Regions from separate parts of the Homo sapiens genome. Here region 2 is linked to region 1. A link is a loop called in an ENCODE intact Hi-C map of the cell type or tissue named here. Cell type or tissue: body of pancreas. All regions are shown on one strand. Links, peaks and the distances in the headings refer to the core of each region. The heading gives the core; the rest is flanking DNA. Region 1 has its middle 39 kb from the start of ANTXRL. Region 2 holds the start of ANTXRL (ANTXR like).

Region 1 (16,000 bases), core at 4,215-12,214:
GCCAGGCCAGCAGGCAGATGCAGCAGGGCCCGTGCCCTCCCCAACACTTCAGGAGGCATGAAAAGGATGTGGGCTCAGGATGAGAAGGTTCTATGTCTACATGTTACAGAACTCTCCTGAGCCCACCACACTCCCACAAAAAATAAATAAATAAATATATAAAGAAATAAAAATTGGGAAACAAAATTACAGACTTAAAACAAACAAACCCAGTTACCTCCTCAGGCTTCCCCCTTTTGGTAAATGGTGTCACTGTCCACCCGGTTATTCTGGTCAAACACTCAAATGTCATCTTTGACTCCTCTGAGCTTCTTCCTCACATCCATCCCACCAGCAAGTCCTGTTGCCTCCATGTGCAAAATACATCCTGGATCTGCCCAACCTGGACAGATTCACTGCACAAGAAATAAAACCCCAACCCCTTTCCAGGGCCCACGAGGCCCTGCCCCCTGTTCTGGATCACCTCTTTCCCTCCTTGACAAGGTCAGCGAGTCACTGCCCAGGGCATTGGCACATGATCTTTGCCTGGCTGGCTCCTCATCTTTTTAATTTCAGCTGAAATGTCACCTTTTCAGAGAGAATTTATTATTCATGGAAGTTTTCAACAGTATACAAAATAACAAGAATTGTGCCATAAACCTACTTTCAATAATTCTCAACCTGCCCCCATCTGCTTTCCTTGGAACCCTTACCACAGAGTATTTTGAAGCAAATCCCTGGCCTTGCATTATTTCATGTTCCTCTAGACCAGAAATTGTGGCTCTACAAGATAGGAGAAGTCACACATAATGAAGTGGCTGTCCCTGCCCCTCTGGTCCCCTCACCTCCTCTGGTCATGGACATCACAGCACGTTGCACTCTCTGTCATCTGTTCTGTCCTGGTTTTTTTTTTGTTTGTTTTTTAATTTTGTTTTCTGTGTCCCATGCAATCTCTAAATGTGAGTCCCTTGAGAGCAGGGACTCTGCCTGCCTGTTCCTGTTACACAGCAGAGCATTGCACAGGGCCTGGGTATGGTGGGTGCTCACAGGGGTCTCTGTAAGAGGAAGGCAGAGCCCAGATGCTGGTCCTGGGCCTCAGGGTCAGCTCTGCATGCTGAGGACAGACATGGGGAGAGACACTGGTCAGACAAGTGCATCGACATTCTTCCCATGTCATTTCCTTTTAGATGAACATCCAATCAGTATGGACAAGACTTCCAAAACTTGCCCTGGACCAAAGATAGAAAAACCTGGCAGGAGGCCCTATAGGTTAGGAGGCCAGGGGGTCAGGGTTGGGCACTGTGAGCTGTACAGAATGTGGATGCCACCCCCACTGCTGGGGCGGCACGTGTCTGCCACTGGGTTAAGGGCACCCTCTCCACCTTCTATTGTTGGTGGCCGCCCCCAAGGTATTCAGGGATCTGCAGCATCCTAGGGTCTGTGAGGAGGACAGGATGCAGGAGATGATTGCCTGAGGAATGGTACCTTTGCTCCAGGTTGCTTCTCAGAGTTAAGCCAACAGACTCTGTAAATACAGAACAGCTGGGATGGTGACACCAAGCAGTGGTCCCTGGTCATTTAGGACACGGTCACAATGGCATGAGACCCCATGCAGGGCCCCTCGCTGCCTGACCCACTTACCCTTTGGTCATCATTGCTGAGTTTACCTGCAAGCGTTTGGGGAATGACCTCTCATTACCCACGCTGTCCACTGGCCAAGGTCAAGAACTGCATCTCTCTGGGCTGGCTCTCACCGTCTGTGTTTTCTGTGCTTTAGGGAGTACTTCATTGAAGTCAGCTTGAACAACGGCAAAACATTCAAGAGCAATGTCAGCATCACCAGCACCACATGTGTGAGTACCAGCATGGGGCTGCAAACACGTATGAGGACTGTCCAGAGTCCCTGCACTAGAAGGAGATACACCCTGGGGAGCACAGAAAGGGCAGACAGTTTCCAGGCAGTCCCAGAAAGTAGCGTGTGCAGCAGGCACCTGAGGCTGCTCCAACCCGGCTTCCAGCTGGCACAGGTGGTTGAAGCTGGGAGGCTGTCTGCCAGGAGCTTAGAGTCCAGTACCTCTTGGGTGTCCACCTTCTCCACGTGGACCTCCCAGGCCCAGGAGCTCTGGAGGATTCCACACACTGCCATCAGGGTGCGTGTGCCACTGAACTGGTGCCCCAGCTGCTGATCTGGTCCTGAACCTGCTCATGACCCTGGCCCCTGAGCCTGCCTGGTTGTAACCTGCTGTCATTGCCCAGATGCCTTGAACCTCCTTTCTGCCTCTCCTCCTTGCTCGGGCCCCTGAGATGTCCCTCCCTGCTCCCTCACCAGGTCCTGCATTTCGTCCCCTCCTGCTGCTGAAGGGGAGGCTCTGGGCACTGGGACCCGGGCTCAGCTCCGAGAGGCCCCTGAGAATGGAAGTGCTGTGCCCCCAGTGCCTGCTTTTCAGAGCTCCACATCTTTGGGCAGCGTGGCCCAGGGCCGCATAGGGAGGAGGATGTGCTGGAGGGACAGGCGGGAGGCCTGAGCCCACTCCACCACCTTGTGTCCAGTCTTATTTGTGAGGACGCACCAGTGTTGACAGTCCTCCCTCTGGGTCTACCCCTGCCTGTCCCTGCATATCCACGCATGGATTAGCAGGCTGAACGCACACATTCCCCATCAGGAATCCACCCACTAACGGCTCCACAGTGACAGGCACATCAGGAGCAGCCCTGGGGCTCCAGCCTCACCGGCGGCCTTCATGCTCAGCCTCGGTGGTTCCTCTCCTTCAGCCAGCCAGGTTCTCAGCACAGGCCCCCTCCCCTCCTCTCCCCTCCTTTCTTCTCCCCTCCCCTCCCCTCCCTTCCCTTCCCCTCTCCTGCCTTCCCTTCCCCTCCCCTCCCCTCCCTGCCCTCCCCTGCCTTCCCCATCTTTCTCTCTAAACAGAACTCTGGATTTGGGGAAGGCCTGGGCAGCCTGTATTCCCACGGATGCTGCCCACGTTCCCTTTACTGTGAAGAACACCCAGAGAAGAGTTCTGGTTGCTTACACCCCATGTGGCCCTGGTTCTGAGCCAGGTCTTTCTCTGAGCTCTCTAAACCTCACAAGTGCCCCCAGGGAGGGAGGCCCGTTCTCTTTGCAGAGGTGTGGAGGCTGAGGCTCAGAGCTCTGTGTGGATGTGCCCACGGTGCAGAGCCTGGAATTGGGGATAGAGGCTGTGGGGATGGACCCGGGTCTCCTGTCCTTGCTCCTGCGCCTGCACCTCTCTTGGCTGCAGCACCCCCACCCTTGCCCATCATTGTACCTGGAGATTTTGTGGTCCTCACAGAAGCCCTGTGCTGCAGGCGAGGTGTGCAGTGAGGGTGGGTTTGTCAGACAGTGGAAGCTTCCGGGACTTTCTTGGCAGGGCTCTTGGGCAGAGACTTTCAGCGGGGCCAGAGGAGGGGTTTGTAGTTCCCTTGGAAGCATCCCTTACCCCCGGCCCCACTGTTGTGCCTTGAGGTGGGACCACCTGTAGAGAAGGGAGAATGGGCAGATGGGCCTCCAAGTGGTGGGCACCAGGATGAGGCTACCCAGGCCCTCCCAGGCCTGGCATTCCTCTGTCCCTTAGGCGTGGTTCATATTGCTGTCTTTCTCAGCCAGGGCATTTTTTGCAACTGGCTCTATTTTGTGCCGCCCCTGCTGCTTGCGCCACTGCTGCTGTGTTGTGTTTGGTGGCTGTGCCGCAAGAAGGCAAGTGATTTTTGCCCACCCAGCTCTGGGGCCCAGGCACAGGCCCACCCTCTGAGGGACTCTAACATGTGACTGCCCCATGATCCCGCCTGTGGGAAGTTTCCCTCAGCTCCCAGCTCATCACATGAGCCCGGGGAGTCGCAGACCTGTCCACACATTCCCAGAGCCTAGCAAACCTGGGCTTCTGCAGGGCCTCCTGCCCCGGGCTGGCCACAGAGAGCTGGCCTGGGATGTCCTGGACATGGGGCTGAAGCCTGCCCTGGCTCCTAGAGAGAAGTGACCCCAGAACCCCTGAAACCAGGGCTGCCTCAACAATCCGGACTTCTGGAAGCCACAGATGGACAAGGGCCAGGAGGCAGCCTTTGTGTGGAGGGAGGAAGAGAGGGGCCCCCATGAGGTCCTGAGGGCCCAAATGGAGGACAGTGCTGTAACCCCCAGCTGTCTGTGCCTTGAGGAACCAGCATGGATCTCAGCACATGTCTGGTGCCTTCCCCATTCCTTCATCTGTCTTTACTGAGCTCCAGCTTCCCCTGGGCCCCATGCTGGGCTGGTGAGGGACAGAAATGAAGCTCCCCACAGGCAGCTCACAGTCCTGGCTTGTTGTGGCTGAGGCTGAAATGTCCACCCCACAGAAGTGGGAAGGGCCCCCTGTAAGGCAGAGCAGGAGCCAAAAGCAGAGATGGAGGCTGGGGCGGGGAGAGTGTCAGGGGTGCTGGAAGCTGGGGTGGAAGAAGCCAGCCCGGAGAGCTGCAGACAGAGGACAGAGCAGAGGGTGGAGAGGACAGAGCTTAGCCCCATCCCCAGGCTCCGGATGCAGGTGTGGCTCCATTTGGCCTCTCTGGATCCCTGTTTCCTGGCAGGGACAAGGGTCTGGCTGGGGTTAGCTTCTAGGGACTGCAGGGCTGAGGGGTGAAGGAGGCCTGGCGAGCACCCAGCTGGGAGGGACACCAGCCCAGTGAACACAGGGGCCAGGAGTCGGGGAGCAGGCTGTGGCTCACCTGGGCTGGGGACCCACACCAGGGGCCATAGGCAGTGGTGAGTAGCTGAGGTAGGAGGCCCTGAGCCTGGGATGGGGTGGGAACAGGCCTCCCTGGCCAAGGGTGGCCTCTGAGGTGCTGCAGAGTGGGCCCAGGGAGGCTGCATCTGCAACCAGGTGGATGCGGACAGTCACCTGCAAATGCTGGGACCATTGCACAGCTCCCAGGGCAGGCCTCCTCCAACAAGGCTGGCCTTGGGAGAACCAAGGCGACCGGGATGAAGTTGTTAGCATTTAGGGGAAGAGCCATGTCTGCAAACCAGGAGGAGTTTGCTTTTTTCTCACGTGAAGGATGGTCCCCTGTGGTGTGGGCTTCTTACTGGTCCTTTCATTCCCCAGACACACATCTGGGAGTGGCCGGCACTGTGCCCGGTGCTGGCTGAGGCAATGACACCATACCCTTGCTCTTAAGAGTTGTCTGAAAAGTCAGCAGACCATTGTTTTTTAGGAGCTAGAGCAGGAGATACCATCATCTCCACCACCACAAACTCTGCCTCCACTGCCTCTGCCCCCGGCTCCTGTAAACACCTGCCCCACTGTGATTGTTTGTTGCTGTAGGTGTCAAGGAGTGTTCTGGATGAGAAGGATAGAGGTGAGAAGCACAGTGGAGAGGGGCTGCGACCCCCAGCCTGGAACTGTGGGAGGAGGGGGCAGATGGGTCCCACTGTGGAGACCTGGGCCCTGGAGGAAGGCAGGCTCTACAGGGGCTGGACTTTAGACACGTGATGCCAAGAGCAACCAGATGGCCACCTCAGCCTCGTGCCCCAGTGGCAGGCATATATGAGGGCTCCTGTCCTCTGCACCACCAGGTCTGTCCCCACACATTGAACTCCCTCTCTAGAAGGATCCATGTTTCTGTACAGTGGCAGCTTCTGATGTCTGACCAGTCCCTGGTTTCCACAGGGGTGCCTCAGCTCTGGCAATGGCCCTGGGCTTTAGACCACCTGCCTGCAGGTGCATGGGTCAGGCAACCTGAGTCACAAAAGGTCATGCAGATCAGAAAGAAAAAAAAATAGAAATGACCAGTCCTGACACACGTTCTCACCACCACGAACACTGCAAGGATGCCAGGGGCACCTGCCAGCCCGGGCAGCAGGATCTTCAGGCAGTGAGGAAAAGCTGTCACTGAGTGGGCTTGTCGCCTGCTGTAATGGGCTGACAGGTGCTGCAGGGAGGGGAGGAGGTGGAGGCCTGAAAGCGCCCTCACAAGACACCTGTGCAGGAGCTTGAGCCCCGGAGCCAACACAACAGCCACTCTCCCTGAGGAAACCTCCTTCATGGGCGGGTCCAGGGCCCATCTTGCTGAGGGGAACCCAGCCAGGCAGCAGCAGGGGGCCCTGCACAGGGGTAGAGAGGGCGCCTGGGTGGCTGATGTTGAGGGAGAAGGACCCCAGAGTTCCTACCTGGCTCTGCCCCTCTCCCCCTTGGTCCTGGCTCTGTCTGTGGTCGGATCTCTTGCTTCCTCCTGGGAGGGTCAGGCTCCTCTGCAGCCTCAGTGGGCATCTGGGGAAGCCAGGCCTGTCTCTCCTCAGAGTGTGGGGCACATGTCTCCAGGGGGAGGAAGTCACCTGCCAGCGGCCTGCACTGCCTTGCAACACACGGCCCTCATCCCATCCCCACCGGAGCCCAGAAAGGCCTGACTGCAGCGCCGAGTGGCCAAGGGGCTGCCCGCCGTGGGTCCTGGGCTGCTTTCTGGCCTGTTTTTCTCTGCCTTCCTCTTCTCTCTTCCCTGGTGTCAGGTACCTACTCCCTGAGCAGGGCATGGTCCTCTCACCTGCCTTCCCCTTGTGTGCCCCAGCAGCAAGGCTCCTTCTCCCTGCCCAGGCCCCCATGCTGGGCCCCCAGGCCTAACTCATGCTCCCCTTCAGGACCTCTGCTTGGAACCACAGGCTCCTCCCGCCTTTGGACTTTTTGTATGAATCTGCCCCTGGCTTTTCTTCTTCCTACAACCAAAATACTTTTTTGTCCAGATTCCAAAACTCTCTGTGGCCACAGTGACCATGTCTCCAACATGCAACCCTGCCAGGCCCCTCCCCCAGGGGGAAATGGGAGCTTTGTCTGCGTGTGTTCCTTGGGATAGAGCCATGGCGGGCCGGGGGGTCCTGAGAAGGCATCCAGGCTGCATGGCTTCATCATGGCCACGTTGCTTTTCAGGGCAATCTGGATATCTTCCGTGACCTCTCTCACCCAAGCTGCTGCCAGGTGCCATGGATGTGGTGTCAGCACAGGGGCCAGGTGAGCTGGGGCACAGGGACACACTTGATGGACAGAAGGCCACTGCTTTTTCCCTGACTGCTGTCCTCTGGGATTGTGGCTCAGAGAGCCATGTCAGGCGTCTGCCAAAGAGGACGGCACAAGACACACAGAAACGGTGCCCATGGGCCTCCCAGCCCGTTTCTGGACTTGGGACTATGTGCTTCCTTTGCTGGTCCCCTGGGGTCAGAAGTGCTGGTTGGGATGGCTGACAGCGTTGTCGGGGCAACATTGGTTCTAACAGGGAATAAGGATTCCTTCCTGTATCATTGCCTTGGGACCATGGGGAGGACGAAATTGTTAAGATTTTCTCTTTGTAACTTATTATGAATGAGGACTAATAATTACTAACGAGGCCTCAGTAATATACAGAGTCCTCTGTGGGCCAGTTGCTAGCCTAGGCCATGCTTTCACTGTTTTCATCCTCCCAGTAACTGTACCTACGTGCTATTATTATCCAGTTTACTGAAGGGGCCTGAAGCGCTGAGATATTAAGTGGCATGTCCTTGCTCCTAAAGCCCGCGAGTGATAGGGCTGGATGTGCCCTGGGCCTGGCTCCTGCCCTTACTCTGCACTGCTCTCCTTTCGGATCAGCACCAAGGGGCTTCTCTGCTCAGGCCCTGGGTCCCTGGAGAGCCCTGCTACTGGCTGGGCCTGGGGCTCATCTCCCTGTGCCTCCCACAGTCCAGCCTTTTACACCTGGAAGATGATCTCATCCCCAGGGTTTATAGAGGGACCTGCACTGGCCAGACCTCCTGCATCAGGTCAGCATACGCTCTCAGTGGCCAGGTGGCTGCGCACTGAGAAGGCCTTGCAGGCTGCAAGCCTCTGGACGCTGCTGATAAGAAACGGGCCGGGAGGCCCTGGGAGGCGTGCTGACACCTGGCAGGGCATTGCTGGTGTCAGAGGCAGGCAGGGCTGCTCCAGCTGCTGGGTTCCTGGCTCTGTGCCTCTGCACAGGGCTCTCAATCCCAGCCACGCTTGCACAGAAGCCCACTTTCCATCTGAGGTCCCATAAGGCCTCTCCACGTTGCCACAGCCCAGTTCCAGTCCACAGCCTAGTCCAGATTTATGCACTGAACAGCGAGAGGCTCAGTCAGAAGGGACAGAGCTCGACTGTGGGGTGTGAAAACGGGCACCTCAAGCAGAGGGAAGGCAAGAGACGGGAGGGTGGGCATGGGAAAGGGCCAGAAATGGCCTTACTGCCCAGTGTGGTGAGATAGGGGATGGAGCAAGTCTCTGAAATTGTCCCATTCCCAAAAGCAGCTAAAGTTTGGGGGAGGGTGGCAGAGTAATTGTATTAAGGAGGGCAATTACACTGCCCAGGGCTCTGCCAGGCCCTTTCCGCTGTCACTGTGTGAAGTTCACCCTGAAATTCTCCAGCAGGAGAGACAATCTGTATTTTACTAATGGCAAAATAGAGGCCCAGAGTGGCCCAGAAAGTTGCCCAAGGCCACAAGTGGCTGTCTCCAGGGCTATCAGAAATCAACCCCAGATCTGTCCCTAACCCAGGGAGGCCCATAGCTGTGGCTTGTAGACCTGGGCTCCCTTCTAGCTCCTCTGCCACAATCTAATTTGACCTTGTCCTTCCCAACTGTAGTCGTGAACACCCGACTGAGTGTCTTGTAGGATTTCTGTCGGGTACCCAAGAATTCAGACAGGCTGACAGGAATTCCTGTTCTCCTCTTTAAGCCTTTGGTGTGCTGGCCCCAGGGTCTAACGTGAATCATACACTAAAGAGGACGCGTCCCCCTGAGACCTTCAGCCCATTTCAGAGCCACAGGGTCAGACTGTAAGCCTAGTCATGAGTGTACAGAGCCAGACACCAGCCAGGCTGCTGGTGAGCTCAGCAGCTTTCTGCTTGGAGACACTGGGAATGTGACCTTCCTGCCTGAGCCAGGGGTTCCCTGAGTGAGAAGGAGCCCTGAGGCTGGAGGAGAGAGAGTGCATCTCAGTGAGAACCCGCTGGAGACCAGGCTTGGATGGGTGGCTCGGCCCCAGCCAGGCAGCCCAACTGCAACTGCAGGGCTGTGGAGGCATCAGTGAGACGTCCTGCCAGGACAGGCATAGGCTGTCTGTCTCTTCACTGCAGAGTGAAGAGGCCACCTGTGTGCTGCACACCCCTCTTCCAGGATCTCCCCTCAGACAGGGATTCACTCAGGCCCTCAGCAGGTTGGGGGATCCTGACAGAACCAGTGCATGCCTCTTTCTCCATCCATGCCCGGCCTTGTGAGGAGGCTATTTCCAAACTCCTCTTCCTGACTTGGCATTGTGGGCTGACCTGGGGGTGTGATAAGCTCGGGAAGTTGAGCCTCTTCGACTGGAGTGTGCTGTCGAATTTAGAGGAGCTGCTGCCTTTTAAAACCTTGTTTAGTTTATTGTTTCAGCAAATCCAAACATTTTGCATTTCAGCACATAATAATGCAGGAAATTCTCCAAGGCTCAGTTTACCAAAAACCTCAGCATTTTTGTGGCAAAAGCAGTCAGTCTTGTTTAATTTCAATTTTTTTTTGTTTTAAATTGAGTGTGTCTCCCTGCTCCATCACCTTCAGTTCCCTGAATAAATTTTTTGATAGTGTCCTCTTCCAGGCCATCCCCACTACACACTCATACAAAATGAAGCAGCAAGATTCAGAGGCTCTTGAGCCAGACTCTACCTCCCATCCATGCTGAGGATTCTCCTTCACCTTATCCTGTGGATGCTCATTATGTTAATGGGAAACAATATTACTCGATCCATCAGGAAAGTCAGGCTAATAGTGTGAAACCTTACTCTCTGTCACCAAATATAGTGCCCACAATGATATAACAGCCTTTCCAGTGAGTTTAATTCGTGTGCGCACCACAGCAGGAGGCCCTTTAGAAACTGGATCTCATTTCATTCTCACAACACCCAGGAAGGCTCATAGCTGCCATTCATATAGATCTTAAGGTGGGCCAGACACTGTTGCAACTACATTCCACAAACTAATATATGCCATAACTCTATTGTGGGGAGGAAGCTAGAGGCCCTAGAAAGTTAGGTAACCTACCCAGGGTCACACAGCCAGGAAGCAATAGGACCAGCATCCAACAGCCTGGCTCCAGGTCCTTACTGTGTGCATGGCCACCTCTCTGTCCTGCAAGGTAGTCACTACTGTCTACATTTCGCAGCTGTGGACACCGAGGCTCTGATGTTTAGTGATAGGCTCAACGTGGCAGGGTTGTTGAGTGGTAGAGCCGGGCTATGAACTGACCTGAGGGGAGGCTCATGTCTGAGTCAGGTTCCGCCCCATATCCTGCTGTCAGAGTGATCTATGGAAACACCTGCAAGTGCATCTCTCTACAGTGCAAAATGTCACACAGCAGGTCCTTGAATAACGTCATTTCATTCAACGTCATCTGAACACTGAGTGAGAAATGACGATGCTGATCAGAAAAAAATCCATTCCCGGCTGAGGTCACTGTCTGTGTGGAGTTGGTGTGTGAAAAATGGCATTGGTATTTTTTTTAGTAATTGCATCGAATCTGCAGATGGCTTTGGGTAGTACAATCACTTTAGCAATATTAACTCAACCAGTTTGTGTAAATGGGATGTCTTTCCATTTGTTTGTGTCCTCTTCAATTTCTTTCATCAGTGTTTTATAGTTTTCCTTGTTGAGATCTTTCACCTCCTTGGATAAATTTATTTCTAGGTATTTCTTTTGTAGTTATTGTTAATGGGATTGCCTTTTTGATTTCTTTTCCAGCTGTTATTATTGGTGCTACTGAATTTTGTATGTTGATTTAACAATTTTTTTAAATTATAATAAAGATGAGCATCTCACTATGTTGTCCAGGCTGGTCTCGAAATCCTGGGCTCAAGCAATCCTTCCACCAAAATGCTGGGATTACATATGTGAGCCACTGCACCCAGACTCTATGTTGATTTTGTATCCTGCAACTTTACTGAATTTGTTTGTCAGATCTAGAAGTTTTTTGGTGGAGTCTTTAGGTTTTTCTAAGTATAAAATCATGTCATTTGCCAAGAGGGAAAATTTGACTTCCTCTCTTCCAGTTTGGATGCCTTTTATTTCTTTCACTTGCCTGATTGCTCTGGCTAAGATATCCAGTACTATTTTGAATAGGAGTGGTGAAAGTGGGCATCCCTGCCTTGTTCCACTTCTTAGAGGGAAAGCTTTCAGCTTTTCCCCATTTCATATGATGTTAGCTGTGAGTTTGTCATATGAGGCCGTTATTATGCCTAATTTGTCAAGAGTTTTTGTCAAAAAGCTTTTTTTTATTTTATCAAATACTTTTTCTGCATCTGTTGAGATGATCATATGGTTTTTGTCCTTCATTCTGTTGATGTGATATATCATGTTTATTGATTTGTGTACGTTAAATCATCCTTGCATCCCCAGAGTAAATCCCACTTGATCATGGCGGGATTATCTTTTTGATGTGCTGTTTCACTCAATTTGCTAGTATTTTGTTGAGGATATTTTGTGTCTATGTTCATCAGGGTTATTGGCTTGTAGTTTTCCTTTTTTGGTGCGTTCTTGTTTGGTTTTGGTATCAGAATAATGCTGGCCTCATAGAATGAGGCCTCTTCTATTTTTTAGAATAACTTGAGGAGAATTTACATTAGTTCTTCTTCATAAGTTTGGTAGAATTTGGCAGTGAAGCCATACAGTCCTGGGCTTTTCTTTGTTGGTAAATTTTCACATTACTGATTCAATCTTGTACTCATTATTGGTCTGTTCGCGTTTTCTGATTCTTCTAGTTTCAATCTTGGTAGGTTGTAAGTGTCCAGGAATTTATCCATTTTCTATAGGTTTTCCAGTTTTTTGGTAAATAGTTGTTCACAATAGTTTTTGATGTGTTTTGTATTTCTGTAGTATTAGTTACTATGTCTCCTTTTTCATTTCTGATTTTGTTTATTTGGGTCTTATCTCTTTTTTTCTTGGGTAGCCTATCTAGCAGTTTATCCATTTTATCTTTCCAAAAAACCAACTTTGCTTTTCATTGATTCTTTGTATTTTTAGCCAATTTCATTTAGTTTTACTCTGATCTGATCTTCATTGTTTCTTTCCTTACACTAATTTTGGGTTTGGTTTGCTCTTGCTTTTCTAATTCCTTGAAGTACGTCATTAGATTGCTTACTTGAATTGTTTCTACTTCTTTGACGTAGGTCTTTATTGCTACAAACTTCTCTCTTAGGCATTGCTTTTGCTGTATACCATATGTTTGGGTATGTTGTGTTTCCATTTTCATTTGCTTCAACAAATGTTTTGATTTCCTTTTTAATTTCCTCATTGACACAATGGTTGTTCAGAATCACATTGATTAATTTCCATGTACTTGTACATTTTCCAAGTTCCTCTTGTTATTCATTTCTAGCTTTATTCCATGATGGTCTGAGAAGATATTTGGTATGATTTTGATATTTTAAAAATTTATTGAGATTTGTTTTGTGACCTGACATATGGTCTATCTTGGATAATGTTCTATTTGCTGATTAGAAGAACATGTATTCTGCAGTTGTTGGATGAAATATTCTGTAGATGTCTCCTAGGTCCATTTGTTCTAAGCTGTAGGTTAAATTTATTTTTTCCTTGTTGGTTTTCTTTGTGGATGACATGTCTAATGGTGAGAGTGAACTGTTGAAGTCCCCAAAAATTACTGTATTGAAGTCTATTAGATTTAATAATATTTGCATTATGTATATGGGGGCTCTGGTGTTGGGTGCATATATCTTTAGAATTGTTGTATTTTCTTGCTGAATTGATCCCTTTATCATTATATAATATGACCTTCTTTGTCACTTTTTAATGCTTTTGTCTTAAAGTCTGTTTTATCTGATATAAGTATAGCTACTTCTACTCACTTTTGGTTTCTATTTGTGTGATATATCTTTTTTCATTCCTTTCCTTTTAGTCTACATGTGTTTACATGTGAAGTGAGTTTCTTGTATGCAGCATATAGTTGGGGCATTTTCAAAATTCATTCAGCCAGATTTTATCTTTTAAGTGGAAAATTTAATCCATTTACATTCAAGGTTATTATTGATATATGAAGACTTATTTCTGTCATTTTGTTAAATGTTTTCTGATTGTTTTGTATATTTTTCCTTTCTTTCTCTCTTGTAGTTTATCATTATGGTGTGCTGGTTTTCTATAGTGGTAACATTTGAGTTCTTTTTCTTATTTCTGTGTTTACTCTACCAGCAAGTTTTAGACTTTTGTATGTTTTCATGACGGTAGCTATCATTCATTCACTTCCAGGCATAGGACTCCCTTAAGTATTTCTTCTAAGGCTGGTCTAGTGATGATGAATTCCCTCAGGTTTTGCTTGTGTGGAAAAAACTTTATTTCACATTTTTTAAAGATAAAGAATAATGTTGTTAGGTATAGTATTATTGGCTGACAGGTTTTTTGGCCCCCTTTTTAGGGGGGAAATATATTATCCCATTCTCTCCTGTATTATCCCATTCTCTCCTGGCCTATAAGGTTACTGCTGAGAAATTAACTGTTCTTCTGATCGGGCTTCCTATATATGTGACCAGAGCTTTTTCCTTTCTCTTACTCTTTTTAGAATTCTCTGTTTGACTTTTGACAGTTTACTATAATGTGCTGTGGAAAAGACCTTTTGAGTTTTTAATTACCTGTGAATTTCTAAACTTCTTGTATCTGAATGTTAAATCTCTTACTAAATTTGGGAAGTTTTCAGCTATTATTTTGTTAATCAGGTTTTCTATACCTTGGGTCTCTTCACCATTTGGAACACCCCAAATTTCTGTTTTTGGTTGCTTTATAGTGTCCCGTATGTTCTGTAAGTTTAGTTCATTGTTTTTTATTCTTTTGTGTGAGTAGGGCATGGGGACGGGGGCTCTGGCTGGGTTATTTCAAAAGGTCTGCCTTCAAGTTCTGAGATGCTTTCTTCTTTTTGCTCCACTCTACTGTGGAAGCTCTTGAATAAATTTTTATTTTGTTCATTGAATTCTTCACTTTCAGAATTTCTGTTTGATTCTTTTTTCTATTATATCTGTTTCTCTGGTGAATTTTTCATTCATATCCTCAGTTGATTTCTAACTTTTTGTATTGTTTATGTCCTCTTGTGTCTTACTGAGCTTTTATAATATCATTTTTAAAAATTATTTTTCCCACGTTTCATAAATTTTTTTTCCAGTGAAATCTGTTGCTAAAGAATTATTGTAATCTTTTGGAAGTGTCATATTTCCTTGTTTAGTCATGTTTCTTGCGTTTTACATTGATATCTGCACATCTTTTGTAACAGTTGCTTCTTCATACATTTTGGATTGGCTTTTTCCTGAAGATATTTCCATGGTTTTTATTGGGTAGGACACTTTAGCTTTGCTTCTAAGTGTATGAAGTAATGTAGTGTCTCTATGATTTCTTCACCTCTAAGCAGTATCAGTGGTGTGTGATTTCCCTAGTGGCTTAGGCTGTGGTTGTTAGTGGAGGCTATGATGATGTTTTGCTGCGGTTGGGGATGTTAGGTGGGTGTGCCCTCAAACCCTGATGGTGGCAGTGGCAGGGTAAATGTACCTCTCCTTGTGACCCCAGGCAGTGTACACAGGCACTAGTGTCAGCAGGTACAAATGGGCCAGTTCTTAGGCCTCCATGTGGCTGGCTTGGGTGCTGGCAGTCATAGTGGTAGGCCTGGCCAGCGGGCAGGTCCTTCCCTTGGCAGCATGTGTGGAGTGAGTGTTGACAATAGCAACAACACAGCAACTCTAAGGCTCTGAAGCAACACACATCAGTGTTAGTGATGGCTGGGTAGGCCAGTTCCCTAAACCCAAAGTGGTACATGCAAATGGATGCTGGCTGTGGTGGTAGTGGTAGACTGAGTGGGTCCATCATCAGGCCCCTAGGAGGAGTACATAGAGGCCAGCAATGGTGAACAGAGTGGGGGTAATCCCTAGGCCCCCAGGCAGTGTGCTTGGGCACTGAGGTAAGCAGTGTCAAGGTGGGTGGGTGTATCCTCAGGCCCCTCAATGGAACACTCAGGTGATGGCTGTGGTTGGCAAAATGGAGGGGTCCCCAGGCCCACTGGCAGAGTGCTCAAGTGGCTGTGGCAGTGGCAGCAGTGGGCCAGGGGAAACTGTCCTCAGGGTATGTGCAAATGGCTGGGCCATAGGCAGGTTGCTTACAGTGGCTCCAGCCATAGGCAGGAGTTCTCAGGATCTGGGAAGTGTGAGATTCAGCCCCTAGCTGTTGAGGGGTGGCAGCAGCAGTGGTAGCAGCAGCAACAGGGAAAACCAGTAGTAAAGGGGATGCAAGTATGCGTGGCTCTGCTGCCCAAAAAGGGCAAAGTCACTGTCAAGTGGCATGTGCTTTGGCCCCAGTGACAGCAACAACAGATGCAGTGAGCAGTAGCAGACCCTGCCCTCAAGGCATGTGCATGGCAGCCTTACTGCTGGGGTGGGAACAGGGTTGCTGTCCATGATAACTGCCCCAGGTAGACAGTTTTCAAGCTCTAAGAAACCCACACTTTGGCTCCTTTTTCTCTGAGGGCAGCCTCTCAGCACACTGGGGAGGCAGCCTCCCTATTGTGCTGCACTGTCCATTCCCCAAGATGCAGGACACTGTGTGTGCTAGAGTGCTAGGGAGGCTCTGCTGGGTCCAACTGGCATTGCACTACTGAAGCCCTACAGGTGAACACAGGGAGATGTCAGTGGGACTCTAGAGATGTGGAAATGCAGGGGCTGTTGGTTTCCAGTGCAGGATGCAGTCTGGTGGTGGCTGGGCTCTCCAAATGGCAGAGAGCTACAGCTGCCTAAGACCTGGGGACTGGGACCCACATGAGCTCCCTCTGAAGCAGTGCTGTTACATGGTCTCTAGGCACCTTCCTACGCTAGTCTCAGGGCCTATGAGGGTTGAGGGGTTTTCCTTTGGCTATGGTTATAAAATCCATGGTCAGAATGTCAACCGCTGTGGATCTCTCACTAACCTTTTTCTTGCACTAGGGAGCCACTCTGGGTTCCCAGCCAATCCCAGCCAAGCTTGCTGCCTCACTTTCTTCCATTTTCATGCCTC
Region 2 (16,000 bases), core at 3,164-11,163, 46 kb before region 1:
AAGGCTTCCAGGATGAGGTGCCCTTTGAACAGGGCTGTGAAGGACAGGTGGGCTCGGCCCTTCAAGGTGAGGCAAGGCTTGCAGAGTGCCTGTGCTCCACCTGGTCCCACCTCTGCACAGGGCGCCCAGAACAGGAAGTGGACCCTGGAGGGCCTGGGGGTTCTGCTAAGAGCCTCAGACTCCTGCCAGGCTGGAGAGGGAGATGCCTGTCAAAACCCTCCAGCCATGTGTGGGGGATGGGCTCAGGATGGGCCTTGAGCGGTGAGGCCACCAGAGGCCTCTCCCAGGCTGGATAGGAGGCCCAGGGCTAAACAGGGGGAGTCTGGGCTGCATGCCTCCCTCCCTGGCCTCCTTCCTGGGCTCCCTGGAGACCTCCTGGCTTCTCAGTGGCAGCCTGCTGAGAGGGCTCATTCTGTTGCATTTGGGTTTCAGGCTCCTGCCTTGCCCTTTCCCTCCTGTGACTGTCACCCTCCATGTGGGGCAGCTTTGCACAACTCAGCCGACAGCTGACAGATCAGGGCTGTGACTGCCGGGCCACGTGAGCAGAGGCAGAAGGCCGAGCTGGTGGGCAGAGGGCACCTGCCACCTCGACTCAGCTGCCTCCAGGGAGGAGTGAAGACTCACATCCTCACCTGGGGTTGACAGGGCTGCTCAGACGCCACAGGCTGTGCGTGTCCAGGGGACATCATCAGAGGAGCACAGCTGTCACACTGGCTGCACGGCTGAGCCGCTTTAAATCAGGAGGAACAGAAAGAGACCCCGAGGGGGAGGAGAGCCCTCTCTACTCCACCCCTGCCCTCAGCTCTGCATGGGGGAGAGGCGGGGTCGGGGACAGAGCCCAGGACCAATCATGGAAGTGTCAGCGTAGCTCCTGTTTCAGGGACCTGCCAGCTCCCAGCCCTGTGCCAGTCCCTGCACAGCCCAGTGCCTTTGGACTCACGAGAGGCCTGACAGCGTCTTTTCTGTTCATGGGAGGCACTTCTGGAGCTCACTGACATTGGACAATTTGCTCCTGGTCGTGTGCCCATGGAGAGCAGAGCTCAGACATATACGGTGTGTCTGTCCCCACAGCCTACCGCCAGGACACCCTGCAGTGAGGAACAGGGAGGCCAGAGCCCAGCTGCTGGATGCCTCGTGGTCTTGCTAAGGGCCTAGTAATGTCCTCTCGTGATGAAGGGAGGACACCCAGGGCTCCCTTCAACTCCAGCAGCCGCAGTTGTGCAACTGCCGGCCATGCAGACCCCCAGCCTACACAGAAAGAGCTCAGGACAGACAGAGGCATCACAGAGGCCCACACAGGACTGTCACAACCCATACTGGGACCCCAGCTGACAAGAGGGCATCCTCGCTACGTCTCAGACAGCATGGACAGGCACTGGGATTGATCCTGTGGGATTGAGGTGAGCTGAGGGTGTTTGTGTGGACGACTTTGTCGGGCTATGGAAGTTTCCTTCTGCTCATAGGGTGCTGTGGGATGTTGACACCCCTACTTCTTGTTCTTCATCCCCTGAGATAACCGCTTGGTTCCTGTTTCCTATTTTGTTGATGTGGTAAATTACACAGACATTTCAGCTCCTGCACCTGCCTGGCCTTCCTGGGAGGAGCCCTGGCTGCTCCTGCCCTGTGGTCTGGGTTAGCTGCTACTCCATGCCATTTGCTGGTGTTTCCCTGAGAGCTTCTCACACATGTCTTTTCTTGCTTTAGAGTTAAACTTACCGTTGTGAGGTTACAACACACTAATTGTACAAAGGTACTCACACCACCACCCCCGCATATTGCCCCCACACCAATAGACACATTCACATCCATGTGGGCCACATGTCCACTCCCACCGACCCATGCACACTGGACCACAAACACACTCAACCCACCCCATACCACACACATCACACCACACACCACACACCCGAAGTACACACACCCACACACCACACACACACATAAATAGCAAACACACATACACCAAAAATACCAAAGACACACCACACATCCCATACACACACCACACACATCAGCAACACACTCCCAACTCCCCATACGACACAAACACACACTGGACACCACATACCTGCACACCAGACACCCTTCCCACACACCAGCAGCCTTCCACACACCAGGCAACCTTCCCACACACTCCCACAAGACCCCCACTCATGCCAGACACACACAGTGCACATACACCACACACACACACGCATATATGCTCCCTACGTACACTCACACCCCCACATGCATATTACACAGCACCTCAGCTCCCACACAACATACACCCCACAATACAACACACACAGATGCATCACTCATGCACACCCCACACACACCACACTCACAGCACATATACACACCCCACACAATCTCACACACATTTCCACAGCACACAGACCACATATTACCCTCTCCCGCAGATTTCACACACATCAAGCCTCCCACAGCACAACTTCCCAGACATACTACACATACTGCACCCACACAAACTACATACACACATACCACACACACCAAACACATACACACCACATACACACACCACACTCACACACTCCCCACACACATCCTCCCCCACACATACCAAACAAATGCACACACTCCATACACGCATGCACTCATGCACACCACCCTTTGGCTACCCCAGGGCCTCCGCAGCTCTCACCTCCTACACACTCAGAGGAAGGCTCCACCGATGTCACATCAAGACAGACCTTTGACGTGAGCTGGAACACAGGAGGGGTGGGGCGGGACAGGGAGAGTGAGCTTCCTGCCAAAGGATCCAGGTCCCCAGCCCCTCACCTCTGCCCACTCACGGCATCAATGGTGCTTCTCAGGGCCTTGAAGCCATTCTCCACTGCAAACACGTGGCCAGGGCTGTCTGCAATTGCTGTTATCTACAGAGAGCAGAGCTGGGTTGGACTCCCCACCAGGAGGTGAGGATGCAGCAGACCCCCGGCCCAGGAGACAGTGTCTTGCCCTCATGCTTTGGGGGCAGCAGAATGTCAGGCTCTGAATGTCACAGACTTCTCCAGCCAGCAGCCCACTCTTAGGGAGCGGGGAGCTCTTCCACCCTCCCCTTTGGCATGGTGGGATTTATACAACATGCTGTCAATCACTTCTGCAGTGGCCATGAGTTGGCCCAACTCACTTGGGGCAGCTTAGACAACCGTCCTTGGGGTGGCCCGGGACGGTTGGCTCGAAAGTGACCACTAGGCTTGAAAGTGGCGCCTGGTTACCTGCTTGGAATTACCTGATCCAGATTATAATCAGCCACACCCAGGGTGTAAACGTTGGCCCCCAGTTTCCGAGCCTTTTGAGCCTAAGGGAAAGAAGGCATTGCATATTGGTCATCAAAATACATGGAGCAAAATGCTGGTAAGTATGAACTGGACTCACTTCTCTGAGAGTGTCCTGAAATGCATGTGCCACCAGTTCTCCATCAGTCATAGCAATAATCATGCTGGGAACCTTGTCTGTAGAAGAAGCAAAGAGTGGCCTGCTCAGCAAAGGCACCAGGAGTGACCTCCAGAAGCTCCGGAACCCCTGCAGATGGCTGGGCCCACAGCGCTGCCCACTCCAGGGCATGGCCACGTGCCCCCACCTCATCCTCCAGAGGAGAGGCTGCCAAGACCCAAGCACCTGCCACCCAGAGACCTCCTAGAGTCAGGGAGGTCTCAGCCCAGCACCCATTTTACAGAGAAGGGGCTGAGAGGGGCAGGGTCTTTCACACCAGGCTGCCTGAACCCTCACCCACTAGCGACCTGCACCACCTCTGCCTGAGGGCAGCTCCAGCCAGGACTCCACAACCACAGGCCTGTCCCACGGGCAGAGGGAGGAGCTGCTGGGCCCTCCTGTAACAGACAGGCTCAGGGAGGCTCCCAGGGGGCCAGGTCTTGCTGTAAGCAGAGCCTGCAGGCAGCCCTGCCGGCATCTCTGGGCCCAGGAGTTCAGGACTCCAGGCCAGTGGCACCTGGGCAGGGGACCCCACAGCCACCTCAACGCCTTTCCTCTCCAGCCCTGCCTTTTCCTGACAAGAGCTGCAGCAACACAGTGGGGAGGGAAGTTGGGGGCCCTGGACAGCCTTCTGTACCATATGAGACAGGGTCAGGGGATGCAAGTCACTCGGAGGGAAGACATGCAAGGGAGGAGGAAGGCTAAGGTGTGTGCAAGGGGCAAACCCCTTGGCTCTTCCCTTGTCCTTTTCACACAGCCCAGCTGGAGGGCAAGCACCTCAGGGTTATGAGCACCAGAACTGCACACGCAGGATCCCACACAGTTCTCAGAACTCCATGGGGTGAGGGCTTACTATGCTCATTGCACCAGGGAGGGACCTGGAGCTCAGAGCAGGTGAGCAACTTGCTCCAAGAGGCAGGGCAGGTGTGGCCTTGCAGATTCTGCACACAGAGCTCTCTGAGGCTCACACCCAGCTCTGTTCCCCCTACAGGACCACCAGGGGGACGGCAGGTGCTTACTTCCGGAGTTGAAACTTTCGATCTGTTGAATTGCCTGCAAGAAAATGAAGAAATATTGAGCCTGGACAGTGAGATGCTCCCACTGATGCTCTAAGATTTTGTAGGTTAGGGTTAGGGTTAGGGTTAGGGTTAGGAGATCAAGGGGTCTATACCTTTCTAAATCCTGCCTGCATGAATGTGTGACCGTCAGGCACAATTTTCTGAAGTTGGTCAAGACCGTTTTTTATTCTATTCCTGAAAAAAATTTAAAAAGGTGGTTGACCTGGAAAGACATTGACTGTTAAAAATCAGCTCCCAAGCTCTCCGGGAGCCACTGTTCTTTGCGCCAGTCCTCCTGGATGAAGGAGGGGCCCAGGCAAGGGCTTTGTCCTCCTCATTCCTCATTGTGATTTTGACCAGAGATTTCAAGCCCTTCTGAGCTCATCCGAGTTACAGAGAATGCAGGCCTGGGGAACTTCACCAGGGCCCTGCTTGGACCATCTCTGGTGACAGTAGGAGTTTCCCATGGATGAGCAACTGTGAGTCAGGAACTGCAATGGGGCTGACTTTCCTAAACCTAACCCTAACCCTAACCCTGAACCAGGGATGGGCAACTGAGAGTCAGCCACTGACAATGGGGTTGACATTCCTAACTCTAACTCTAACTCTAACTCTAACTCTAACTCTAACCCAAACCCTAACTTTAACCCTGAACCAGGGATGGGCAACTGAGAGTCAGCCACTGACAATGGGGTTGACATTCCTAACTCTAACTCTAACTCTAACTCTAACTCTAACTCTAACTCTAACCCAAACCCTAACCTTAACCCTGAACCAGGGATGGGCAACTGAGAGTCAGCCACTGTCAATGGGGTTGACATTCCTAACTCTAACTCTAACTCTAATCCAAATTCTAACCCTAACAAGGACGCTGTTGTGTTGGGCACTCCGTCCTTTAACAGGTAGGGCTGCATTTGGGAAAAGTCATCCTGCTAAGCCACCAGCCCTGCACCCAGCCCAATGACCCCAGACCCCTGACCCTGACTCAGTTTCCTGCTCTATCTTTACCCTGATACAGGAAGTAGCAAATCTGCTTAGAGTGTCTGGCCTCCTTGACTTTCTGTGCCCCTGAAACAAAAAGACCAAAGGCTGGAGAGGCAGCCCCGACAGCTGTGCATGCAGGGGCTGAACACTGATCTGCGGACTGGCCGGGGCATGAGGCCTGTCAGTTGCTGTTAAAGCAGACAGAATGGGCTGGGGCAGTCAGGACTGGCTCTGGTGGCAGGACTGGGACAGGCTGGGGACTTAGGGTCAGGCTAATTCAATGTGACAGGCTGAGCCTGCACAGCAAGGCTGAGCAGAGCATGGACCCTGAAGGATGGCTTCCCACTGTGGGCAGAGAGTCCCTGCCATGGCCGGAGCTCTGAGAGCCCTGCCTGCCCAGCCCAGGAGGGGAGGAGGCCAGACCCATCCATACCCAGAAGAGGCCATGCCCTGGCCTTCCTCTGGCCATGCCCAAACCCCGCTCCCCGTCTGGGTCACTCGCCACAGTCCTCCCCCATAGACTTGCTTTTTACCACCTCACACCCACCCAGTCTCTCTGACAAACCCACAGCGCAGGACACACAGACTCAAGCTCCCCTACTCTGTATTCCCTCGAAACTGCAAGTGGGGCCCAGTCCCCCATCCAGTCCTCAGTGTCCTCACCTCTCTTCTGTGCTTCATCTCCTCTGGGCCCAGTTCCGGGCATGTGCATTGGAAGTGCCCTCACCTCCGGCCAAACAGGAACTCTGCTGTGCTCCCTGCTGGGCCTGGGCTCCAGCCTCCTGAGCTTGTTCCTCCTGCCTCCCTCCACTTTCCCAGCCTGCCCTGGAGCTCAGAACCCCACCCAGGGGCTCCCCAGTCTGGGCCTGCCAGCATCCCTGCACTAAAGCCCCACTACTCCCACCACCAGCTTTGACCCTGTCTCCCTCCCACACTGGTCAGGGCAGGGGGAACAGGCACAGAGCAGCAGCCAGCACAGGTGTGTGTTCACAGGACACACACCCCCGCCCTGCCAGCCCCTGCACCCTGGGAATCCTCACAGCCACCTTTCAGGGAAGGAGGCAGAGCGGAGAGAGGGCAGGGGAGCGTGAAGTGGGGGAGGCTGAGAACTTCTGGAGCACAGGGGCCTGCAGGTAACCTTGCAGCCATGGGTAGGAGGATGCAGGGGAGCCGGGGCTAAGGTCAGGTGGGTACTGTGAGTTGCCCTGACCGGCCTGCCCTGTGTGCTGTCAGGCTCCCAACCAAGGTCTCCGGGAGCCCTTCAGCTCCCTGGAGCTCCCTCTGGCCAAGCTCATCAGGCCTCCCTTTGGGGCTCAAAGCAGCACTCACTTGTCTGAGGTGAGTGGCAAGACAGTCTGGCCGTCTGTGGAGTAGGTGATGAAGCACATCCGAATATTTGGGCTGTGAAGGAATCATGTGCTGGTGAGAAGCCAGTGGCACAGGCTCAGAAGCCAAGGTGGTGAGGCCAATTCCCCACCTCCCACCCCAACTCTTCCGCTTTGGAGCCCCTTGCTGGACACAAGGAGGTGAGATAAATGTAGTGAAGGACTCTGAGGCCTGTGGAGACAAGGGCTCCATAGAAGGGAGAGTCAGGATGGCAACTCACTGCATCCCCACACTCCCAACACCCCAAAGACACTTGCACACACACACGCGCACACACAGGCACACACTCACACACATATGCACACACATGCACACACAGAGGCACACACACACACAGGTGCACACACCACACAAACACCCACACACATGCATACACACACACTCACACATGCACCCATACACATGCACCCATACACGCACACACCCACACACAGGCACACACTCACACACACAGGCACACACTCACACACAGGCACACTCACATGCACACACATGCACGCACACACGCACACACTCACACACAGGCACACACGCACACACACACAGGCACACACGCACACACTCTCACACACGCACAGGTATACACACCCCCCCACACACATGCATACACACTCACACACACACACAGTCACACACATATGCACCCACACACATGCACCTGAACATGCACACACTCATATGAACACGCACACACGGCACCCACACTCAGGCACCTGCACACACACACACACAGACACACATACCTTATAATGAACAGGCAGGGAGATGCACATACAGCCCTCCCAGCTGGCCTCCCTTCTACTGGAAAATTCTTTGCCTCTTCACCCCATTCCCTCCTCCCTCTCCTCTCCGTCATCCCTCCTTCATCTCAGACAAGTGACTCTCCCTATTGGCAGCCATGCACACAGCCTCCCCTTCCTCTCCCTGACCCTCCTTCCTGCCGGCTGACCCTCAGTGGCCCTCAGCGACAGTGCTGCCATACGTCCCCAGCGGAGCTCCCCATGGCTCCTGCCCTTGTTGCCCATTCATTTTACCCACAGTCATCAGACTTTTCTTCCTTAAGTGCCATCTTGATCATGCCACTCCCCTGCTCAAGAGCCTTCTCTGGCTCTCTATGGCTCAGAGCAGGAAATCCCAGCTCCTTGGCCTGGCATAATGAGCCCCTGTGGCTTTGGCCTCAAGCTGACCTGCCCAGCCCTCTCCCAGCCCTCCCTGAGCTAATCTCATTCCCAGCCAAGTCAGACCACTCACGCCACCACAGGTCCCCTGTCTTTTCCATCCTGCAAGACCCAGTTCAAAGACCCACATCCTTGGAAGCCATCCTTGACTTTGTCCTTAGGAGTTCCTGTTTTTTCCTTTAACCTTCCACGGAGTTCTTTGCCCCCTACTTGAACCCTCAGCAACTCGGAGTTCCAGGACTGAGTCACTGGTTTCCCTGCCTATTGTCCCTTCCCAGCGTGTGATGTCCCCAAGGGCAAACTGCCTCCCCTGCAATATGTCTGGGCTCACAGGCAGGAGCCAGCCAAGGCCGCTGAGACCCCATGGAACCAGTGAGTGCTGGCCTCATTCCTGCTTCAGAATGCCACCTTGTGCTCTGTGTCCCCCACTGAAGGACTCCCACGCCCACCCCATCTGATGGGATGTGCCCTCTGCCTGCCTTCCAGAAGAAAAGCTCTCTGCAGCTCAGGGGAGGCTGCCATGCAGAGATCTGTACCTTTGGAACCTCGCCACTGTTTCCTCCACCCACATATAAAGGTCAATCCAGTTATTGTTCACGCTGCCAGACCTAAAACAAAAGGAGATGTGGGTCAGGGAGATGAGTGCATCTCTCCGATGGGCAAGTGTCTGCCCCGCCCCCAGCCTCCCAGCAGGCTCTTAACAAGCTCTCCTGACCCCAGCACAGCTGAGGCTGGGGTACACCCCCAGTGGCCACTGGATCATCCGAGGTCATGAGTTTCACCAGTTGAGTGGTCAGCATAAGGTGACCACCCAGCCCCATCTGCCTGGGACTGAGGAGCTTCCTGGGATGTGGGGCTTTTGTTGCCATCCAGGTGGCTGATCAGGTTAGGTGGGGCACTGTGTAGAGTGGAAATGGGAGAGAATGTACTGGTTGGAAAAGCCCCCAGTGAACAATCCAAATATAGAAAATCAACCAAAAAAGTTTCATTTATGATAGCATCAAACAGAACAAAATACTTAAGAATAAATTTAAACAAGGAAGCTAAAGAAATGTGTACTGAAAACTATAGAACATTGCTGAAAGAATTTAAAGACACAATAAATGGAAAGATATTGCATGCTTATGAATCAGAAGGCACAATAATAATATTGTTAAGATAACAATGTAATCTGTATCAAAATCTCTACAGCATTTTTTGCAGAAATAAAAAAATTTGCACTAGATTTCATATGGAATTTCAAGGGACATTAGTCATACAGCAAAAAAAAAAATCTGAAAAAGAAGAACAAGATTGAGGATACACATTTCCTGATTTCAGAATTTATTACAAAGCTACAGTAATCAAACTATTATGGCACTGATGTAAGGACTGACATGTAGAGCAATGAACAGAACAGAGAGCTCAGAAATAACCTGTCATGTCTGTGGTCAAACGATTTCCAACCAGTGTGCTAAGAACACTCAGTGTGGGAAAGAACAGTAGTTTCAAGAAATGGTGCAGGGAAAATTGGATGTCTATGTGCAAAAGAATGAAGTTGGACCCTTCTGTAAACCATTACAGAAATTCACTCAAAATGGGTCAAAGACCTAAATGTAAAGGCTAAAACTTTTAAGCTCTTAGTAGAAAACATAACTTTTATGACATTAGATTTGGGGATTTTTTTGGATATGGCACCAAAAACACAGGCAACAAAATTAAAAATAGAAAAGTTGAGACTGTATCCAGATTAAAAACTTTTGTGCATCAAAGGACACTACCAAAGGAGTGAAAAGACAACCTGCAGAATGGGAGGAAATATTTACAACTCATATACCTGATAAGGGATTAATATCCAGAATATACAAAGAACTCCTACAACAACAACGAAAAAGAAACAACAAAAAAATGCAACAAAAAAAATGGGCAAAGGATTTGAATAGACATTTCCTCAAAGAAGATATGCAAATGGCCAATAAGCACATGAAAAGATGCTCCACATCACTAGTCACTAGGGAAATGCCAATGAAAGCCTCAAGGAGATACAACTTCACACCCATTGGGGTGACTATTATCAAAAACCAGAAAATAGCAAATGTTGGGCTTTTGTTGGTGGGAATGCAAAATGGTGCAATCACTGTGGGAAACAGCTTGGCATTTCCTCAGAAAGCTAAACATAGGATCACCATAGGATCCATCAATTGCACTCCCTGGCATATACCAAAAAGAAGTGAGAGTAGGGACTCCAAGAGATACGTATACACCAGCGTTCATAGCAGCATTATTCACAATTGCCAAATGGCAGAAGCAACCCAAGTGTCCATCAACAGACGAAAAGATAAACAGGCCGGGCGAGGTGGCTCACGCTTGGAATCCCAGCGCTTTGGAAGGCCAAGGCCGGGGAATCACGAGGTCAGGAGTTCAAGACCAACCTGTCCAATATGGTGAAACCCTGTATGTACTAAAAAATACAAAAATTAGCCTGGCGTGGTGGCATGCCCCTGTAGTCCCAGCTACTCAGGAGGCTGATGCAGGGAGAATCGCTTGAAACTGGGAGGTGGAGGTTGCAATGAGCCGAGATCGCGCCGCTGAACTCCAGCCAGGCAGCAGAATACTCCAACTCAAAAAAAAAAAAAAAAAAGATAAAGAAAATGTGGTACATATACATACAGAGAAATATTATTCAGCCATAAAAGGGATGAAATTCTGATGGATGCGACAACATGGGATAAACTTGAAAACATTATGCTAAGTGAAAAAGGTCAGACAGAAAAGGCCAAATATTATATGTTTGCTTGATTACATTGTGTGACTCCCCTTACATGAAGTACCTACAATAGGCAAACTCATAGATAGAGAAAATACACTAAAGGTCACTAGGGCTTGGGGAAGGGAGGAATGGGGAGTTATTGTTTAATGGAAATAGAAGTTTTTTGGGTTTTGATGGGGATGGGGTTTGAGACAGGGTCTCACTCTGTCGCCCAGGATGGAGTGCAGTGGTGTAATCTTGACACACAGCAGTCTTGACCTCTCAGGCTCAAGCGATCCTCCTGCCTCAGCTCAGGCTGAGTAGCTGGGAGTGGAGGCACACATCACCATGCCTGGCTAATTTTTGTATGTTTTGTATGGACAGGATTTTGCATGTTTCCCAGGCTGATCTTGAACTCCTAGACTCAAGCGATCCTCTTGCCTTGGCTCCCAAATTGCTGGGATTACAGGAGGGAGCTACTGCTCCCGGCTGAGAATAGAGTTTCAATACGCAATGATGAAACATTTCTGGAGATGGATGGTGGTGATTGCACAACACTGTGAATGTACTTAATGCCGCTGAATTGTACACTTAAAAATGGTAAATTTTTGTTATGTATGTTTTCCCACAATTAAAAAATTACTCAAAAAATACAAGGGGTCATTCCCACTTAGAGCCCTCAAATGTCACCTGGCCAAGAATAGGAGCGCATGGGAGGCTGATTCATTTTCTTCCAGCTCAATCCAATCAATGAACAAGTGAATAATGAGTCTCATGAATAAGCTGGACGCTAATGACCAAAGAGCCTGCCTGCAGGCAGTAGATGTTGTTTCTGCCTGGAGGATTACCGCAAGTTTCTCAGGGTCCCGCCCAGCTGCGTGGTCTTTGGATGGGCTTTGGAGTCACAAAATCCAGAGTTTCAATTCAGCACCATGGTCTATCTGGAGGCTGTGGTGGGTCATTCCCTGGCCATGACCTGGCTCATTGCCTCCTCCTTAGAATGGGGCAATGCCCTTTACCCCCAGCCTTGTTAGGAAGACTCATTAAGGTTGCTTTTGTCTGCTCCCTTTACATCCACTCTAGGCACTCCCTCTGCATTCCCCCTCATCCAGTCTGTCTGGGATTACATCAGGGCCTCTGCAGTTCCTGTGAGTTTCTAGCCTGTGGCTCTGCCTTGCCTGGCAGGTCCCTTCATCCCCATCCTCTGTCATCGCCTCTGACCTGCAAATTCTCCCTTCATCCTCATCACACTTGGCAAGGTGAAAATGAAGATACCCTTTTTACAGATGGGGGACACGAAGGCACAGAATGATGAAGCAACTTGCCCAAGACTATGTGGCTAGTGAGTGGACTCTGCCTGTCTCCAGAACTGAGTTGCTCCTTCCCCAAGAGTAGCAGAACAGTCAGAAACCATGGGAATTGGTGGGCTGGGGTACACGTCCCCTAACCATTAGTATCCAGGAGGAATGAGAAAAATCAGAGGAATTTCAACCTGCGATGCTGGAAAGTGTGCAGCACAGGAAGCCGGAGTCTTGTCACACTAGCTGTCTCTGGATGCTTCCCCAACCTCCAGGAGCCACCCTTGTCCAGGAACCAGATAGAAAAATACCTGTACTACTCACAGCCCAGGATTGTGGTGAGGTGCCAGGAGTGCAGGGGAAGGGCTTTGGAGGCCAGAAAGTGCTGCAACATTCTCCTGAAGATTGCACCACTGCTGCTACTGAATAAGCACAGAGTATTACCACCCAGCAGGAGGAGCAGGAAAGGGAACCAAGGCAATCTCTCCAAAGCTGAACATTTGCCTCTTTTCTTTCCTGGTGAGCCAGAAGGTGCCTAATACGTAGCCCAGCTTCCCCAGGGCCAGCCTGAAACAGACCAAACTGTTCTGAAAGTGTAGGAACTATCGCGTGGCTCTCCAAGTTGCAGAAGAGGCACTTAGAAGCAGCCAACCAAAGGCCTTCTCTAAGCAGTGACATTAGAATGCCCAACACAGGCAACAAAGCAATCTCTGTGGGGCCCAGTAAAATAGAAGTCATTTGCGTGAAAAAACAAACAAGCAAAACAACACAGAAACCCCAAACATCCGCAGTGAGCATCTGAGAACTGCTGAGAGGCAGGTCCGAGCAATCATCTGTTGCAGCAGCGTGAGGATGAGGATGCTGACCCAGCTGATGGAGGGGTAGGGAATCGTCCAGAACCCCTTTGGTGGCTTTTTTCCTCATCCAGGAGATGAAGCACCAGGGAAAAGAAAGCCAGGGCATTCTTTCTGCCTCAGAAAAACAGGAGGCCTAGGTCTGGTCTGACCAAAGTTTGGCCCTGCTTCTGTGACGGAAGCTTGCATCTCCTTGAGTGGTGTCCTGTCCCTAGTGAAAAAGAGACAGTGGCTCCTGAGGGTGACCCAGGGCCAGAGCTAGAAGGGACACTCACTTGTCCAAGATGAAGTAGAGGTCAAATGAGCCCTGGCATCTGTGACCTGCTTGCCCCTGGCGCCAGTGCTGCCTCCATCCTGGGCCATGGTGGTGGTGGGCTCTCCTGGAGCCCAGGGCCAGGCGGTGAAATATTCTCCAGTCAGGTCCATGGTACCGAAGGCTTCCTGCTCTAAAAAGCGGTGGAGGAAGCAGCAGCAGCAGCAGGAAGACCAGGAAGTAGGGCCCCAGGGACTCATGGCTCCCCATTATCTGGCTGTCCCTGTGACCCCACCTCACTCTTGGGTGCCTGTGCCAGGGCCCAGAGAGGCTGAGCACAGGCCCCTTCTTTGCCGCCTCCCCTTATGCCCGGGGCCACACCCCTCCTCCTGCCCTTTCACCAGTGCACACTATGGCCCTCCACCAGGTACCTCCCCAGATCGCAGGGACTAGGGTCAGCAGCTGGCTCTGGGAGACTTGCTTCCAGCTACCTGCCTGGCCCTTCCCCCACCCTGGGGACAGAATTCTCTGTTATGGTTGACAGGAAGGTTGACATGGTGACTTTGTGACCTGCAGCTCTTCCCAATGTCCTGCATGTTGACAACATCAGGGGGAGGCACAGGACCTTTGGAGGGGCTACAAGAGGAAGCCTCCATTTCCCTTATAACAGCCCTCACAGTGTCCCTTAAAACCACTAGACCCTGCTGTTTGTTCATTGGAAGAGTTAGCCCAGGTGAGTTAGGTGAGGACATTGCTGTGGGTGAGGAGGTCAAGGACTGGGAGGCCAGAGTGTTGGCAATGGGAGGTTATTTGTGTGACACTGAAGTCCCCCAGGAGATGGCAGTTCGGGAAGGAGATGGAAACTGCAGTGTTGCCAGAGTCTTTGTGAATGAGGGACATTCCGGTTCTCTACTGCTGTGTAACAGACCACCTACATTTAGGGACACAGAACAGGCCCATTTTATTATGCTCACAGGTTCTGAGGATCAGGCACTCAGGGCGGAGTTAGGAGGGCTCCTCATGTCTGGGGCCCCATAACTTGAAGGATTGGGCACTGGAATTATCTGGAGGCTGCTCCACTCACAAGTGTGGCTCCTAGGCAGGAGGGCCCAAAACCTGGGCTCAGCTGGGACTGTGAATGGAGACCCTGCATGTAGCCTCCCCGTGTGACCTGGGCTTCCTCCCAGCATGGCAGCTTCAGGGTGCTTGGGCTTTTACAGGTGGCCCAGAGGTCCAAGAGTGAGTATTTTCAGTGAGCACGGCAGAAACTGTAGAGCTTTTTATGACATCACCTTGGAAGTCACACAGTGTCACTTCCACTGTGCTCTATTGGTCCAAGCAGTCACAGCTGCCAAGAGTCAATGGGCAGGAACACAGGCCCCCTCTCTAGGGAAAGAATGTGGACAGGTTCACATCCCAGTGTCAAAACTGCTGTATGACCAACGCTTTGAATAGCAGAGAGGTTACAGTGTGTGGAAAGACGTAGGCACCAATGAGTGAGACTCAAACAGGACTCAGAAAAGTCAGACTGTAACTGTTAGAAACACCTTAATCAATTTTATTTTATTTTGTATGCACAAGAGTGATATCCAATTAAAAATCGTTCTCTAATAAGTCTAAAATATATCTTTCAATATGTGTAATATACAAATTACAAGTGATAAAAGTATTGGGTTAGTTTTTTGTTCTTTGATTTCTTTTGTTTTGGAACTGTATTTAATATAATAGAGTATCTTAAATAAGGGGTATTTCAGAATGAATGAAGCCCAGTATATTTCCTTCAAAAGCATATTTGAGCTATCTTGCTTCATTCTTCTTGATACTTGGTATTAGCATACTTTAATATTTTTGCCTGGTGGTAAGTCATCTCCTTGTGGTTTACTTTTTTCTTATTTTATTTATTTATTTTTTTGTAGAGACAGGGTCTTGCTATGTTTCCCAGGCTAGACTCCACCTCCTGGCCTCAAGGGATCCTCTGGCCCTGGACTCCCAAGCGCTGAGATTAGAGGTGTGTGAGCCACCCTCACTGCCCTCTTTGTGGTCTTAATTTGCTATTTCCTAATTACTAATGGGAACTGGTCACCTACTCACTTGATTTTGGTCGTTCATGGTTCCTCTTTGAAGTGCCTATTTAATGCCGGCATCCATTCTTTGCTTCAGGTGTTTTTCTCTTTCACATTGACTCAATAACAGTCTTTATATATCCTGGATACTAATCCTTTATCACTTGCTGCAAGTATCTTCTTTTACTCTGTGGCTTGTTTTTTTCACTTCATTTATTGTTTTTTAAACAAAGCCTAAGTTCTTAATTTTAACGTACTTGAACTGACATTTTCTACCCTGGCCCCCTCCCACCCTTAGTTCCCAGACACCTCTTATGATCTGGGGTCGAGGAGCCCGCCTTCCTGGCGGTCTCAGCTGGGGCCTGGGGAGCGAAGGCGGCGGGCGCTCGCGGGAGGAGCTGCGCGATTCGGATGCTGGGGAGGTGAAGCTCGCGGGGCCGCCAGGCCGCCGGGGTAAGGAAGGCCGGGAGGCCGCGGGGGTCCACGGCGCGGAGGGAGCCGCAGGCACCGGGCACAGCCCTCGCCCATCGCCGAGACCCGGCAGGCCCAGGAGCCAGAGGGCGGCGGCGTGAGAGGGAACCGCCTCCAAAGGACGCCCTCGCCCTCCCGCAGGCATAGTCGCAGGCGCCAGTCCCGGTCCGAGCCAGCTGGGGGTGGCTCCGGGGAGCTGAGCCGGGGGAGGGCCGGGCCGCCCAACGGATCAATAGGGGGGTTTCTCCCAGGTTGCCGTTTCTCTGGCCCGCGACGCCCTACCCGC

What was found. Hi-C counts contacts between places; a loop is a spot of excess contacts. Peaks named below come from ENCODE experiments on the same cell type or tissue, not always from the same donor. Only the 100,000 strongest peaks of a DNase experiment are listed, where the experiment ranks them.
Region 2: it touches region 1 in a loop (2.0-fold over the local background); 4 of 110 quality-filtered maps call a loop at or near these places.

The regions. Positions count from the first base shown.
Region 1 is chr10:46,239,853-46,255,852 of GRCh38, reverse strand. It overlaps the pseudogene ANTXRLP1. Among named protein-coding and RNA genes, the nearest start is that of ANTXRL, 39 kb to the left of the region's middle. RefSeq lists enhancers at 3,625-4,126, 4,202-4,702, 5,911-6,410. In body of pancreas, for the core only: no CTCF peak of the experiment used is centred there; a DNase peak (open chromatin) is centred at 7,852.
Region 2 is chr10:46,284,713-46,300,712 of GRCh38, reverse strand. It overlaps ANTXRL (ANTXR like), which reads right to left and starts at 13,716. Exons shown (of 17, transcript NM_001278688.3): 1 at 13,203-13,716; 2 at 8,584-8,655; 3 at 6,813-6,884; 4 at 4,613-4,694; 5 at 4,461-4,494; 6 at 3,385-3,461; 7 at 3,239-3,307; 8 at 2,802-2,882; 9 at 2,651-2,711. The coding sequence starts at 13,450. It overlaps LOC105378577 (a long non-coding RNA gene), which reads right to left and starts at 15,863. Exons shown (of 1, transcript NR_160731.1): 1 at 14,716-15,863. RefSeq lists enhancers at 180-758, 2,446-2,946 and a silencer at 15,673-16,000. In body of pancreas, for the core only: a CTCF peak has its summit at 6,234 (motif pointing left); a DNase peak (open chromatin) is centred at 6,222.